Regions from separate parts of the Mus musculus genome. Here all the other regions are linked to region 2. A link is a contact called in ENCODE Hi-C or POLR2A ChIA-PET data. All regions are on one chromosome and are shown on one strand. The core of a region is the stretch at or near the end of the contact, and the rest is flanking DNA. Distances in the headings are between cores, read along the strand shown.

The links. A loop is a pair of places that touch in the nucleus more often than their neighbours do. ChIA-PET counts read pairs that join two places held with the same protein, here RNA polymerase II (POLR2A).
Region 1: a map of gastrocnemius shows a loop between it and region 2 (4-fold over the local background). The contact joins the promoter of Cry1 here to the promoter of Prdm4 in region 2. A Hi-C loop is called at or near these places in 2 of 37 maps with a recorded cell type or tissue (T-helper 2 cell and gastrocnemius). POLR2A ChIA-PET finds 5 or more read pairs at or near these places in 1 of 5 experiments (Patski).
Region 3: a loop to region 2 is called in a map of heart, with 2.3 times the contacts of the local background. The contact joins the promoter of Hsp90b1 here to the promoter of Prdm4 in region 2. A Hi-C loop is called at or near these places in 2 of 37 maps with a recorded cell type or tissue (heart and left cerebral cortex).

What each region holds. Positions count from the first base shown.
Region 1 is chr10:85,182,384-85,187,161 of GRCm38, reverse strand. Cry1 (cryptochrome 1 (photolyase-like)) reads left to right here and starts at 2,108. Exons shown (of 13, transcript NM_007771.3): 1 at 2,108-2,848. The coding sequence starts at 2,691.
Region 2 is chr10:85,913,738-85,918,305 of GRCm38, reverse strand. Prdm4 (PR domain containing 4) reads left to right here and starts at 1,320. Exons shown (of 12, transcript NM_001302886.1): 1 at 1,320-1,498; 2 at 1,577-1,782.
Region 3 is chr10:86,703,873-86,708,904 of GRCm38, reverse strand. It overlaps Hsp90b1 (heat shock protein 90, beta (Grp94), member 1), which reads left to right and starts at 3,461. Exons shown (of 18, transcript NM_011631.1): 1 at 3,461-3,598; 2 at 4,509-4,611. The coding sequence starts at 3,550. It overlaps Ttc41 (tetratricopeptide repeat domain 41), which reads right to left and starts at 3,094. Exons shown (of 16, transcript NM_001003910.2): 1 at 2,888-3,094.

The sequences.
Region 1 (4,778 bases), core at 859-3,358, 730 kb after region 2:
TATTTATTTATTTATTTATTTATTTATTTTATGCTTATGAGTACAGTCACTATCTTCAGACACACCAGAAGAGGGTGTCAGTTCTTATTACAGATGGTAGTGAGCCACCATGTGGTTGCTGGAAATTGAACTCGGGACCTCTAGAAGTACAGTCAGTGTTCTTAACCGCTGAGCCATCTCTCCAGCCCATAGATGGGTATTATAAGAAGTTTTTATTAGTCTTTGTAACAAAGCCACAAGTGATGTATCACACATGTGCTTGGAGGGCCCCAGGAGGCAGGAGACGCTATATTTGTACTAGAGGTAAAGAATATTTTCAAAAATTAGGGAGCCTTTTATTTGGGTCTGAAGCTACAGTATGAGGAGACATACTTTAGTAGTTCAAAGGTTAATGTAGATCCCAAAGAGCATTCCTCTATCAGAGGAAAACCCAGCACATATAAAGAATAAGAAACAGATAATAAACTCCACTAGGGGGCTGGGGTTTTGTGGTTAGGTTTGCATGTCATCTCTTTGGAACACACCTGCTTCATTCAATAAGCGGCTGCTATTCTGGCCCTGGATGCACCGGCCTAGGACACCAGGTGTTCCTGAAGCTGAGGCAAGGGGTATCCAAAGCTCACTTTGAGGCTTTCCTGAGCTGCAAAGTGAGTTAAGGGCAGCCTAGATGCTTAATGATATACTGTCTCCATAAATAAATACATAAATAACCCTGGATGAATATATGCACATAGGTGATGCTAGGACTCAGGGATAAGAGCAAAACCAAGAGCCATCTTCAGTTACACAGCAGGTTCAAGGTAAGCCAGGGCTCCGCGAGACCCCGTCTCAACAAAAAGGGCATTGTATGTCTAAGGCATGGCCTGTAGGTTATGGCTAGGAAGTCTGGTAAAGATGCACATGTGGCCCTGTGTTCTCATTAGACTTCAATTGCTTTGATAAAACATCATGAGCAAAAGCAACTTGGCCAGGAAGGAAGGGGTTTGTTGCCGTTTACAGTTAATAATCCATCGTGGGGAGAAGTCAGGGCAGAAATTCAAAGCAGAAACCTGGAGATAGAGGGCTGAAGCAGAAGCCATGGAGGAAAGCCGTTTTGGTTCCCTGTGGCTTCCTCAGCCTGCTTCCATATACAACCCGCCTAGGGCTACCAGCCTAATGGTGGCGCCACACACACTGGTCGGGTCCTTCCACATCACTCATTAATCAAGAAAGTGCCCAGACTTCCCTACAGGCAACCTGATGGAAGTCTTTACTACAATTAAGGTTCCTCTTCCCATTTAACTTCAGTTGAAGAAAAAAAAAAAAAAAAAAAAAAAAAGCAAAGCAAAAAGCCCAAAAACCTAATCAAAATACCTTCTAAACTACACTTCATGTAATAGATTAGAGTTGATAAATTGACGATGTATCTACAGTATTATGAAATGCTGAATATCTGAGATCGGACCTGTCTTCTCCAGAGCTTGGGCAAAGGTGCCCGCCCCAAACAGTAAAAAAGGCTAACGGCGTGATTTCTGCTCCTTTCAGAGCAGGGGACTCCGATTAACACCTGATTGAAGCTGGGTGAGAGGCAGGACTGTGCCTCGGTTGCCTCTCACCCAGCCCAGCAATAACTCTCAGGGCACACGGAACTGGCTTCAGACCTTCCACACAACCCATAGGAAGAGCCCTGGGCGCGCTCCCGCGTCCTAGCCTCTTCTCTTCCACCGCGAGAGCGCAGCGCACGCGCGCCGTGCCCGGCAGAGCGCGCGCCCGCGAGCTCCCCGCAGCCCCGTGCTCATCCGGGTCCCCGCGAGCCTCGGCCAATGGAGGCGGCTCCCGGCCCCGGGAGCAGAACTATGCCTCCTCCCCCTTCTCGCGGCCTGTGGCCCCCGCGAGCGGCCTGGGGCTCAGGAGACCCGCAGAGGCTGCGAGTCCGGATCCCACGCGAGAACTCAGGTCGTGAGCGCCCAGCGATCGCAACCGGTCCCGAAGCACCGGGCGCGGCGGCGCACGCGGGGGTCTGAGCCAGTGTAGTAAACACACTTCAGAAACGTGAGGTGCCGGTGGTCACGTGGGGTGCATGCCGCCCAATGAGAAGCCGGGGGCGGGGCGGAGGCCGCTGACGCGGCGGAGTCACCCGGGCAGCCTCGGGACCGGTGACCGGCAGGCGAGCGTCCCGCGGCCTGGAGCTCTAGCCCGCGCTCTCCGAGCTCGCTGCCCACTCCGGGACGCACAGGCCGCGTCGCGCGGAGGCCGCGTGAGCTCGTGTCCGTTCGTGGAGGCCGCCTCGGGCGCGCCACCGTCTCCTCGCGGGTCGCCTCGGTTGGGCGAGGTTTCCGTGACGAGCCTCCCGGGGCTGCTGCGACCAGCTCGGGCCGTCGTGGCGGCTCGGGCCCCGCGCGCTCGCTTGCGCTCCGGGGGTCTCAGGCCCTGGAAGGTATGCGTGTCCTCCGGACGCTGGGCGCGGGCTCCTGAAGGACGTCGCGCGTGGATCCCGGCGCCTCGGCAGCCTCCATTCATCTGCCAGCTGCGCGCTCGCCACCTCCGCGCCCCGCCTCGGCGTCGCCTCCTCCCGTCCCCTCTCTGCAGCCCTTTCCCCACTCCTCGGGTGAGGAGGTTTTCTTGGAAGCGCAGGTGTCGGTTATGAGCCCGGCTTCCCTCCCTTGAAGCTCTCGGTAGAGGAAGTCGGGGTGACCCGCCGCGCCCCGAGCATGGGGGTGAACGCCGTGCACTGGTTCCGAAAGGGACTCCGGCTCCACGACAACCCCGCCCTGAAGGAGTGCATCCAGGGCGCCGACACCATCCGCTGCGTCTATATCCTCGACCCCTGGTTCGCCGGCTCTTCCAACGTGGGCATCAACAGGTGGCGGTGAGTCCGAAGCGCTTGGGAAATCAATCGATCGCGGTGTGCGCGAGTCGGGTGTCGATGCGTTAGTGTCAGATCTGAGATTTGGTTTTAGTCCAGGGACCGAATTGCCTACATCGTTAAAGAATTGTAGATGTGGTCAATATTAAATAGTACAGACTTAGTAGTAGAGATTATTGACGACCCTGAAACACTTTAGCTTTTACCGGTAAGTTATGTGTCTGTGTTGATGGGAACGCCTTCCCTGATTTGCGAGAAATAACTAGGAGGAGAATTAAACACTCCCAGATCATAATGGCCTTGATATCTTAGGCCTCCGAAAGGGTTGTAATCTTTAATGTTGACGTGTGTGTCTAGGTAACTCATAGTGTGGAGAAAAACCATTCATTTATTATAGCGGGCTCCGGATCCAGCTTTCTTCCCCCTTGAGGTTAGAGGAGGAAAAGCAAGGGAAAGAATTAGCTGGTTTCCCAACTCTCTCTCTCAACTCCTCCTTGTGGTTGACAAGACAAAGCACAGTTTTTCTTTCGAGGCAAAGTATAATCCTTCTAGGGAATTGCGACTGGAAGAAATCCTCCGGACATTTTGTGAGCTGTGCCTGGGAAAACAGGATAGACGATTGTGTGGCGGAATGAAACGAAAGCATTAGTTCAGCAGATAATATTGATAGCTTATGTGCCAGCCGTGTCTTTGGATATGAGGGATAGAGCTGTGAACGAGAAGTCTGCCCTCTTCAGGCATATGTCCAAGAAAAAAATACGTATGTAGTCCTTTTGGAGATGAGACGTGTTGCAAAGAAAAGACGAGGTAAACAGGAATAGGGATGGGGACACAATTTAAAACAATGTTAATTAGCTGGGGATGTAGCTCACTGGAAGTTACCACAGCTAGGATGTGTGGAGAAAGTGGTCGCCGATTTGAAGACATGGGATGCAGCTGTCTAAGGGAAGAACATTCCAGGGAAAGGTCCTGAGGTGAGAATGGGTTTGATCTTTGGAAGGAACAGCCAGCCAGAATGACGAGCAAAACCTCTGGGGGAAAGTACTAGGTGATGAAGTTATAGTTGTAACGGGGGCCAGATTCTAGAGCTTTATGCGCCGTCACTAAGGTCTGTGACTTTACCCCAGGAGAGTGGAAATGACTGCAGTACAAGGGTATTAGCAGAGAAGTGATGTCATCTAACGTAAGTTAGAAAAAAAACCTTCTTTGGTTGGGATTCTGAGAACGTGACTGATCGGGCATTGAAGCTGGATAAGAAGTGTGGACACCGCTTAGGAGACGTTCATTTCCGGGTGCAAGCTTGGAGAATGGCTTGTGTGGATGTGCCGGCAAGTTGGTTGTGGGGTTGAGCGGAACAAAAAGAGCTGTATTATCACAGTCAACAGGTGAAAACAGCCCTCGTGCCAACCGGCTGATTAATGGGCCTCCTGTTGTGTGTATCCATGCACCAGTTACTTGCTTGGCCATGAAGGAATGAGATACTGATAAATGCCATGAAATGTGTAGGTGAACCATGAGAGCATGTTAGCTGAAAGAAGCTGTCATAAAACTTCATACTTGATGATTGTGCTTATATGAACTATCCACAATGGGCAAGTACACAGGGATGGAGAGCAGGTTAGTGGTGACTTAGTCCTGGGGAGTCAGGAGGGTATCTCAGTGGGCACAGAGGTGATTAAAACTTACTGGAAGGTTTTTGTCAGAAAACCTCCATGAATAGCTATTAAACTGTGAGGGGTTTTGTTGTTATTGTTTGGTTGTTTTTTGGTTTGTTTTGTTTTTTTTTTGTTGTTGTTGTTGATGTTGTTGTTGTTTTTTTTCTTTTTTTTTGAGACAGGGTTTCTCTGTATAGCCCCGGCTGTCCTGGAACTCACTCTGTAGACCAGGCTGGCCTCAAACTCAGAAATCCACCTGCCTCTGCCTCCCGAGTGCC
Region 2 (4,568 bases), core at 71-2,570:
TGACCTTCCTGCCTTAGTATCCTCAAGTATTGGTAGTACTCGTGTGCACCACTATGCCCCACCTCTTACTTTTTAAATGCATTTTTACACATGACAAAACTCACCAATCTTTACTATTTGATCAATCTTTATAAACATATACAGGCATGTAACCATTATCCAAAATGGTCCCTCATGTCTGTCTTTCTATATAGGCAATTTCATCTCTTCACCTATCACTAACTTCCAACATCCATCAGAGCTGTTAGTAAAGTCTTGGCCTTTTCTAGAATTTTATACAGACTTCTAGTCTTTTGTTTCTGATGTTTTTTTGCTCAGTGTAGAAAGCTTCTAGAGGTCTACCTACATGCAAATAGCTTGTTACTTTTTATTGCTGCCTAGGGCTCCACAACGGTGATTCAGTGCAACTCTTTATTGGTTGATGACAGATCATTAACAAAGTTGCAAGGAACTTAGTACATATGTCTTTGTACATACATACATACATACACACATGTATATGTTTCTGTATTGGGTAAATACTTAGGTATGATTAGTGAATTGTGGGGTATGGGATATTGCCATAAATAGACTGACAAGGTGGCAAAGAGGGTAAGGCTCTTTAGTCCCTGGTACCCACATGTGGGAAAGAGAGTGTAAGTTGTTCTCTAACTTCTTTTACACATGCACATTTGCTTTCACATCCACCCACCCACTCATATGAATAAACATTATGTCAAAAGTTGGCTACCGAGCAGATGTTGTGGTTCCAATGATTATTCTAAGTAAGCACTGTGCCTGTCCGTGCAGAAGGGACGGGAAGGCAAAGAGAGAAGAAAAACACCTGCACAAATCCCAACATCATCTTTTATGATGTGGGAGCAGGGAAACTTCACACAGGGTAAAAGAGTTTCAGAATCGAAACCCGATTACTCCTGGGCCACACCGCCGTCTGGCCCAATCCTATATTTAAAAACGTTGTGTTATGTGGATTCATGCTTCCCTACTTGAGGCCATGCCATCTGGACAGAAAAGCAGAGTCTGGAGAACGTTGGAGTTCAGAACGCACCCCTAGCACGTGTATCAGTTCTGGTCTCCTAGCAACGGCGGAGCGATTATTCGGCCCTCGATTGGATCGGCACCCAGCTGAGCTGCAACACTCTGGGTGGAGCGTCTCTAAGCCCGCCCACTCCCGGGGCTCTGCGGTTCTCCACACGCAGAGAGGGGGCGGTGCGTATCCCCGGAAGAGCGGGTCGGAGCGCAGGCCGTAGGCAGGTAGCACGGACGCAGAGTGGCTGGGAAGCCGGAAACGGGCCCGGAGTGGCTGAGAAGCCGGAAAGGCGCCCCCGAGGGTGCGGCCCCGTGAAGGCGGCGGGCCTGACCGGGCGGGGCCGGGCGGGAAATGTTAGGAGAGCTGTAAACCGGGCGCGGGGTCCCGGGAGGCAGGAGCGTCCGGGCCGACGTTCGGCCCGATGACGAGCCAGGCGGCCGGGCCAGTGCTCCCCAGCGCGGGCCTCAGGTGGGCGACGCGGCGGGGCGGGCTCGAGCGGCCCGGGGCAGGGAAAGGCCACGGCTGATCGCTCTTCTCTTCTTCCAGGTCGGCCAGTCCGGCTGCCAGCGCTTCTGGGAAAACAGCCCCGGGCGCCGCCCAGCATGCCGGGCCCTCGCCGCGGAGCGCAGCCGCCGGCCCTCGGAGACGTCGGGCAGTGCGGGGAGGCGCGGCCACCGGCGGGATGTGGTAGCACGTGACACCGGCCCCATCGCGCACCTAGCAGCCGCCGGCCCCCTGCCCTGGACGTGCAGGTGAGCAGGGCAGGTCCCCAAGGCAGGGCCGAGGGAGCGGGGCGGACGCCGCCGGAGACTCAGTCTTTGTTTGGGTGCCTTCGGGCCACACGTGTGACGCGTAAATGGATTTGAGCACCTGAACCCAATAGAAATATCCAGAGTACTAGTTGGTTCCTGGGGTGATTGTTCTGAGTAGCCGTACATTGTTAGCTGCTTGGCACCTCTTTCCTGTCGTATTTTAGCTTTCGCTATTTTAATTTGGAATGTTACTGTAGTATCATAGTTCTTCACCTTTGGGGGTTTGCGGGTTACTGTAGCCAGGGATGGTGGAGTGCGGAGGTGAAGTTTTTAAATTGTGCAAGTCTCCTGAACTAGAAGGTACTGTGTTAGCGGAGTAGTAAAGACGGAGCAGTATTTAGCTGGGTTCCCCCCCCCCCCGCCCCCAAAAGCTTTTAAAAGGCTGTCAATATAGCGGGGAAGAGAAAACGTATTGACTGAAATTATTGGAGCTGGTTGATGCATTTTGTAAAGTGGCTGTATTCCTGTTAGTTTCTTAAATGTCATTTCCAGAAAACAGCGCGAGGTTTGCAACCAACAATTGATCAACTTCGGTCAGTTAGAAACATAAAAACAGCTAAGAATAATTGGCAGAAGACACAGTGACAAGACAGAAAGAACTCAGTATCCTTTAGGCCTTCTTAGGACGGTGATATGAGGTTGGTAGAATGGCTGTGCCTTGTTGAAGGGGAAGGTCCCTTGGGAGTCACTGTGTGCAGCATTCCTTCCTGGTGTCTTCTGTCTTTGAGTACTTGTGACCTTTGGTTTATGGCTGTTGAGGCCATCACGTTTTGGGGACTCACATCAAACAGAAATCTGCTGAGCCTCTGTTACTAAAGTCTTGTTTGAACGGGTGTGAGAAGGTCCAGAATTTCACACGAGTTATTATTGATGATGACATTGTATAGACGTTCAGGAGCTTTAAGAATAGGAGGTGAAGCCACACACTTAACTCTGCTCTAATAAGTTACTGTAATCTGTATGTTGTATTTAGGCCTTGTGGTTCCAGTGATGGTTGTATTTTAGGTATGGTTGCAGGTGGGAGAATTTAGAGAAGTCTGTTTTAAACTAGCTGGGGCCTAGAGACTTTGCTAAAGTAGCAGTGGCTTCTTTAGGTTACACAGAGTTTCCATTCTTCGTGAGAAGTAACATCCTTTTGTTGATCTTTGGTCCTTCAGATAGTGTACCTCATTTTCCATGTGGTTCTAGCTGTCTCTCTGGGTGATGAGTGGGCGTGGCTTGAACATTTTTTTGGATGTAGTTGATGTCCAAAAGCTAGTTTTATGATTACCATATAGATGGAGTGTAATTCTAGAAATAGGTCTGTGAAAAACTTTATACCCCACAGTTAAGCCAGGTTGTAATGTAAACAGGACTCGGAAAAAAAGCAAGAACAGTTTTGTTTGTAATTTGTTTCTAGGCTAAGAGAGTGGAAATCTTAAATTAGGTTTGACTTCAAAACTCAGCTGTACCCCTGACTAGTTAGGTGATTTTAAACTTGGTGTGTGTTGGGGGGGAGCAGGGGGGTTGGTGGTTTTTTTGTTTTAAACCTCAAAATCTAGGCTTTCTTATCGTTAAAAGGGGACTAAGGTACCATCCCAGGGCTGGGGAAATGGCCCAGTGAATAAAAGCAGCTATGTAGGGAGGCTGGCAATTCCAGTTCGATCGCTCACATAAAAAAGCTATATGCAGGAATGTGCATCTGTAATTCTAGCAGTCCTCTGGGAGATGGGAGTTGGATACAGGCGGTCACAGCAACAAGAGGGACCCCGCCTCACCAACGTGGAAGTTGAGAACTACCTCCTGACCACTAAATACATCCACAGCCCTTTCAACCCGTGTACATGTATGTTAATTAAAGAAGAATAACAAAGTCGATCAGCAGTGTGGTTGCTATGACAAAATCCATGACAAGAAGCCACCTAAGAGAAGACCGTTTACTTTGATGAAGCCCATCCTGGTGGGGGAGGCAGTCATGTGGCAGCCTATAATCTGGAAGCGGAGAGGAACGTGGGCATGGGTTTGCTTCCTCACTTTACCTAATACAGGATCCTACCCCATTGAATGTAGGTGGAATCACCCTCATAGACACACTCAGAAGCGTGTGCCTATGTGATTCCAAGTCCACTGTGGTTGAGAGTGTTGATTTACCATCATACAACCTCCACGTGTGAGGTTTAGGAGGGGCAGGAGTAAATCACTTGCCCATTGTTTCTTAGGTACCCTAGGCGAACAGGAAGAACCTGCTGCAGTAAATGTGGAGTAAGGATGGGAGGTCACTGGAGAGCTCCTTTAACCTCCTTTAAGAAGGGTGGCTAGCTTCTGTAAATGATAAGATGGTGGTCTCTAAATTCTGATTAGAAACTAGTGTAGGTGCATATATTTAAAATGTTTTCTTTTAATTATGTGTTTGTGTCTATGCCTATGCAGTGTGTGCAGGTGCCCTCTGAGGCCATAGGAGGGTGTGGAACCCCTGGAGCTACAGGAGGTTTCTGAAGCCATCTGATGCTCCTGGGAACCAAACATGGTTACTAGGGCCTGAACTCACGTCCTGTGGAAAACAGCAAGGGCTCTTAACCCAGCTCTTTTCTTTTGAGACAAGATCTTGCTATGTAGTTTGCAGACTGACCACGGTAGTCTTGGAACTTCTGGCAGTCCTCTTGACACAGCCTCCCTATTTCTGTGCCACCACACTTAGCTGAAACTAAGTGCCTCTTCATATGGTGCCTCTTCATATCAGTATGACT
Region 3 (5,032 bases), core at 2,212-4,711, 790 kb before region 2:
CACCCTTATCAAGGTCAAGAATGTCCCCATCTGGGTTCCACAGTTCTCTTCTGTGACATTCTACTGTTGTTACTCAGGTTACATCCTGAACTTGCACTTATATCCAAGTGTACAAGCACATTCCTGTAGTTCTAACACTCAGGAGCACCCAGAGTTGGAGGCTAACCTGGGCTACAGCCCAGGTCAGCCCAGGCTAGCTAGCAAGATCTTGTCTCCAAAATAAATAAATAGATAAATAGATAAATAAATTTACTTACAGCATGCCTCCACTATTAATTACCTCCTCATGGTCTGTGGGTAAAAGGGCCATATCTTCATTGTTCACCAGTGAAATTCCAGCCCCTAGCATACATAATACACATCACATAGTAGATCCTGCACTTGTTGTATTAATAGAGGAGAGATAGTGGGTGGAGGGAGGGCACAAATCAATCGTGTTCCACCTTGGTATCCACTCCATGCCTCAATTCTTTAATGATCCCAAATGCCAAGGGCTTTCCTTTCTTGGTCTCCCCATGGCTGGATTAAACCTGGCTATGAAGAGAGCTATTCCTACCCCTAACTGCATCTCCTTTGCCTAAGAAGCATATGCCTTTTGTCATACTCCTTTACTCAAGAAGTATGACAAAAACCACAAGTAAAGTAGCCATTGCCAGTAGTGGTCATAAACATAGTGTTAGAGAGAGAGAGAGAGAGAGAGAGAGAGAGAGAGAGAGAGAGAGAGAAACTAGCTGGGAGTGGCAGCCCACCCCTTTAGTCTCAGCATTTGGGAGGCAGAGGCAAGAGGAGGCCAGCCTGGCCTACAAAGTAAGGTCCAAGACACCCAGGGATACATACAAAAAGACCATGTCTAAACCAATAAAAATTAAAACTTTTTTTTTAAAGCATCCTTGGAGAAATGGCTCAGTGGATAAGAACATTTGCTCTTGCAGATAATCAGGGGTCAGTTCCCAGCACCCACAGGGTAGCTCACTAGGAAGCAAGAGAATCAGATTCAAAGGTGGGGAGCTTAATAACCCTATGGAGGATCAGTGCTGAGGGAAAGACAGAGCAGACTGACCCTAGAGATCAGTGACTGGTCAAAGTCTGAAGAAGGGAACACGGGAAAACACTAGGAATTCAAGAAACATGTGTGTGTGTGTGTGTGTGTGTGTGTGTGTTCCTCTATCCTCTTAGTGAACCTGGAGTTTGTCATCTTGGCTATGCTGTCTGGCCAGGGAGCCATATCTGTCTCTAGCAAAACCACCCTACCCCCAGCATGGGTTAGACCAGTATCTAATGTTATGTGAGTGCTGAAAACCCTAATTCCGGTCATAGTTCAAGTGGGGCAATCATTTTATCCACTAAGCCATCTCTCCTCAGCTGAAAGCCATGTATTTTCCAGGGAGCTTGGCCAGCAAGTCAGATAAGGACTGACCATCTTCTGCCAGTCTGGAAGTAGATTCTCTCTCTCTGATTCTCTCTCTCTCTCCTTTCTATCTGGGGACCATCATCTGCAGAAACTTCTACCCCCCCCCCCCAAAAAAAAAAAAAAAAAAAAGAACAAAACCAAAAACCCACCAGCTTTATTTTGGAGGACAAATCTCATTCTCAGTTCCTCCCAGGTGCAGCCCGATCTACCTCCCACTGGCCAGTTAAGATGCAGTCACAGTTTCACAATACTTGCTTACTTGCTCGATAAAAAAAAAAAAGAAAGGAAGAAAGAAAGAAAGAAAGAAAGAAAGAGAGTAAGAAAGAAAGAAAGTGGATGATGGGCTGTCATACGCAGAAATGGCCATCTTTTTCCAAAAGCACAAATAAATAAGATCCTGGTATGCTCTAAACAACAAACACAAGCACAGAGGCATAAGGCCTTCGTCTTACATTTCTGTATGCTTTGGCAAATGTAGGTAAATCAGACAGATGTAAATAAGCCATCACCACATTATGTAAACACCAAACCACAGATTCAAGTTCTACAAGTCTAAATTCTTGAAGTTGTCAAAGGGACTATGACATTGTCACTGAAAAGCTTGCCTTCGGGAACCTGGATTGCCTAAAAAAAAAAAACAACTCGAATTTTCTTGGAGAAAGCGGTGATGGAATGGATGTGTTAGAGGCAGGCAAGCGTGCTGGTGGAAAATTGGTTAAAATGAGGCTAAAGAGCTTAGAAAACATTTCGGAACGTACAAGCTGGCCTTAGGGACTTCCCTCACCAGAAAGAGCCTCTTTTGCTATCTTTCGGAAGGCGGAAAGGTGTTTCTATGAAGTTACAAAGCCACAATCCAGGCTGTTTTGCAAGCTCTGCGGCTTTTGCTTTCAAGTATCTGCATAAGTTCTTTCCTGTTCTATGCTAGCCTGGACTTCACCACCGCGCTCTCTGGCTGATTCACAAAAGAGGCTCTAGATTGCCCAGTCATTCTTTGATATTTATGGGGATGTCAAAGGAACTTGGGTCCTTGTTTCCTTCGGGGTTGGAGAGCCCCTGCCACCCTCTACTGCAAACCAAACCAGAGAGGACAGGAAATGCGAGCAGCGCAACGCCAAGTGTAACTGAAGGCTCTAGGGACCCTGAGTGACGCGCAAGAAAGCGGACGTGGAAACCCGGGTGCTACCACCAGCCCAGAATCCAGGGCTGACCCTCTGACACGGTGAGACTAGGGCTACGCGGGGCTGCTTTTCAGGTCCGCCTCTGAAAACTGTGTGCATTAGAGTCCTAGAACAAGCACAGATCTATTCTGCAATCTGAATGAGGTGGAAATCCTATAATCACTCAGAGACATTTCCCGCGGACACAAGATTGGAGTAAGCAAGGGCCAAGCTACGCAACTGGCTTAGATGCCAGAGACTACAATTCCCAGCATTCATGAGATTAGTGCGTTGCATGCCGGAAACTGTAGTTTCTCACCACCATCCAAACGCATTCCGGATATTCAACCCCTCACAAATTTCTCTTTTGCGAAAAGAAACGCCCAAAAGAAAGGTGACGGCGAACGTAGCGCTGAAAGGACTCGTAACGTGACCCGCGTCGTAGACGAGAAAAGGGTAAAGGACGCATTGTCTTGGCTACCGTTTCCCCTAGTCACGGACTAAACGTTCGCTAGAAGCCGGAAGTGGTTCCCCGGGACCTCTAGGAATGGACAGACGTGCTATGCGCCTACGTTCATTGGACGGTTTTCCTCAGGGACCAAGGCTTCCCAGGCCAAAGGGTGGCCCGGTGTGTGAGGGCCCGCGGAGCCATCTGATTGGAGGAAAGCCGCTGGACAAGCCCAATCGCAAGGAGCCACGCTTCGGGCATCGGGCACCGCACCTGGACAGTTCCGATTGGCGGGCTGCGGTCCCCCCCCATGCGTCTCCATTGGGTGCAGAGAGTGCGTGGTGAGGCACGATTGGTGAGTTCGTGTTTCCCGTCCCCCGCCCGCAAGCAGTGGGGTGAAAAGCGGCCCGACCTGCGCGCGGCTTAGTGGGCGGACCGCGCTGCTGGAGGTGTGAGGAGCTTAGACTCGGGATTGGGGGGGTGGAGGCGGCTCCTGAGACCGAAAAGGACTTGCGACTCGCCGGCCACGCACCATGAGGGTCCTGTGGGTGTTGGGCCTCTGCTGTGTCCTGCTGACCTTCGGTGAGTGACCGGGCGGCAGTGGGCGCCCTCCCCTTCCTGTGTGGCCGCTTCTCGAACGTTCTTGGGGCGTTGAACCTGGGTTGGGGACGCCGGGTGGCCTACAGGGGTTTCAGGGACCATCTCGTTCCCTCGAAGGAGACTTGGGTGATGATGCTTTCCCTGAGGCCTCTGGGAAAAGGCGACTTGGAGACCGGGCATTTAAATAAATACCCTGCGGATGGTGCTAGAGCGCTCCCCGAAGTCTCGCTGACGGGGCGCGGTCTCTCGGACTCTACTCCCGGGGGAAGCCTTCCTGGAACCCCTCCCTAAGGACTTTTGTGATCAGGTCCGACCTTTGGCCACCAGAGCCTGAGGACCCCCAGCCCCTGCCCTCTACTCCCGGAGCGCGTTTCTGTTTTCTAACGCCCGACTCGCGAGCGTGGGCCCTCGGGCCAGCGTCGTGGCGGTGGCCCAATATCTGATTCCGATGTGCTTCAAGAGCTGTCCTTGACATGTCTTCCCCTTTGGGCCGGATTTCAGTTCCCCTCAACAGAAGTTGCACAAACCCTGTTTGCATTCTGACCTGTGATAACTAAGTGAGGCCCAAGTTTTGGCTTGGCCAGTGTAGAGACCTCCTCTCAGCTGTGCGCAACACGTGTGGGTGTAGACGGGGGCCTCTCTCACTGCCTAGGATAGACACACGTGATGGCTGCCTGGCCTTCCAGAGTCAACGGGGGTCTTGAGCATTCATATTTAAACTTTAGCGTGCAAACTTACCTTGACATTGGTTATTGACGTCAGTACATAATTCTTCCATCTCAACAGCTTGTATTTACTTACTGAATTGTGTTAACTCTTGCCCCCGTTGATATGGCTTTTTATGCGAAGGAGAGGAAGCAATAGTGTGGAGAGTTGTAACCTTTCTCCCCAGGGTTCGTCAGAGCTGATGATGAAGTCGACGTGGATGGCACAGTGGAAGAGGACCTGGGTAAAAGCCGAGAAGGCTCAAGGACAGATGATGAAGTTGTGCAGAGGTCGGTGCATTTGAAGCTATGTTGATAAGCTCTGCAAGTTAGTGGGGCAGAGTGGCTGTTGGTGTTTCTCCATTCAGATTACAAGGTCCAGTGCCCAAAATGTTGCTAATGATACAAAATAACCAGAGAAGATCTTAGGAGTGCCCATTTATCTGCAGGCAAAAGCTCCTAGCAGTCTGCTCCTGGGAGTGACTGCTGATTCAGGAAGGAAAGTGCTAGGGATAAGCCTCAGCATCTAAAACCAGAAAACCAGTGGTGATGTAGCCCACTCAGCTTGTGCTTCCAACTTTCTAAGACCTGACAGGACACTTGATTGGTTTTGTCTGTGTGAAGTTAGTACTATGAAAAATAGAACTTTTATGCCTTTAACTTTTAAGAAAAGGGCTTTTCAATCGGTGAGGTATATTTTCAATTTTGGCCT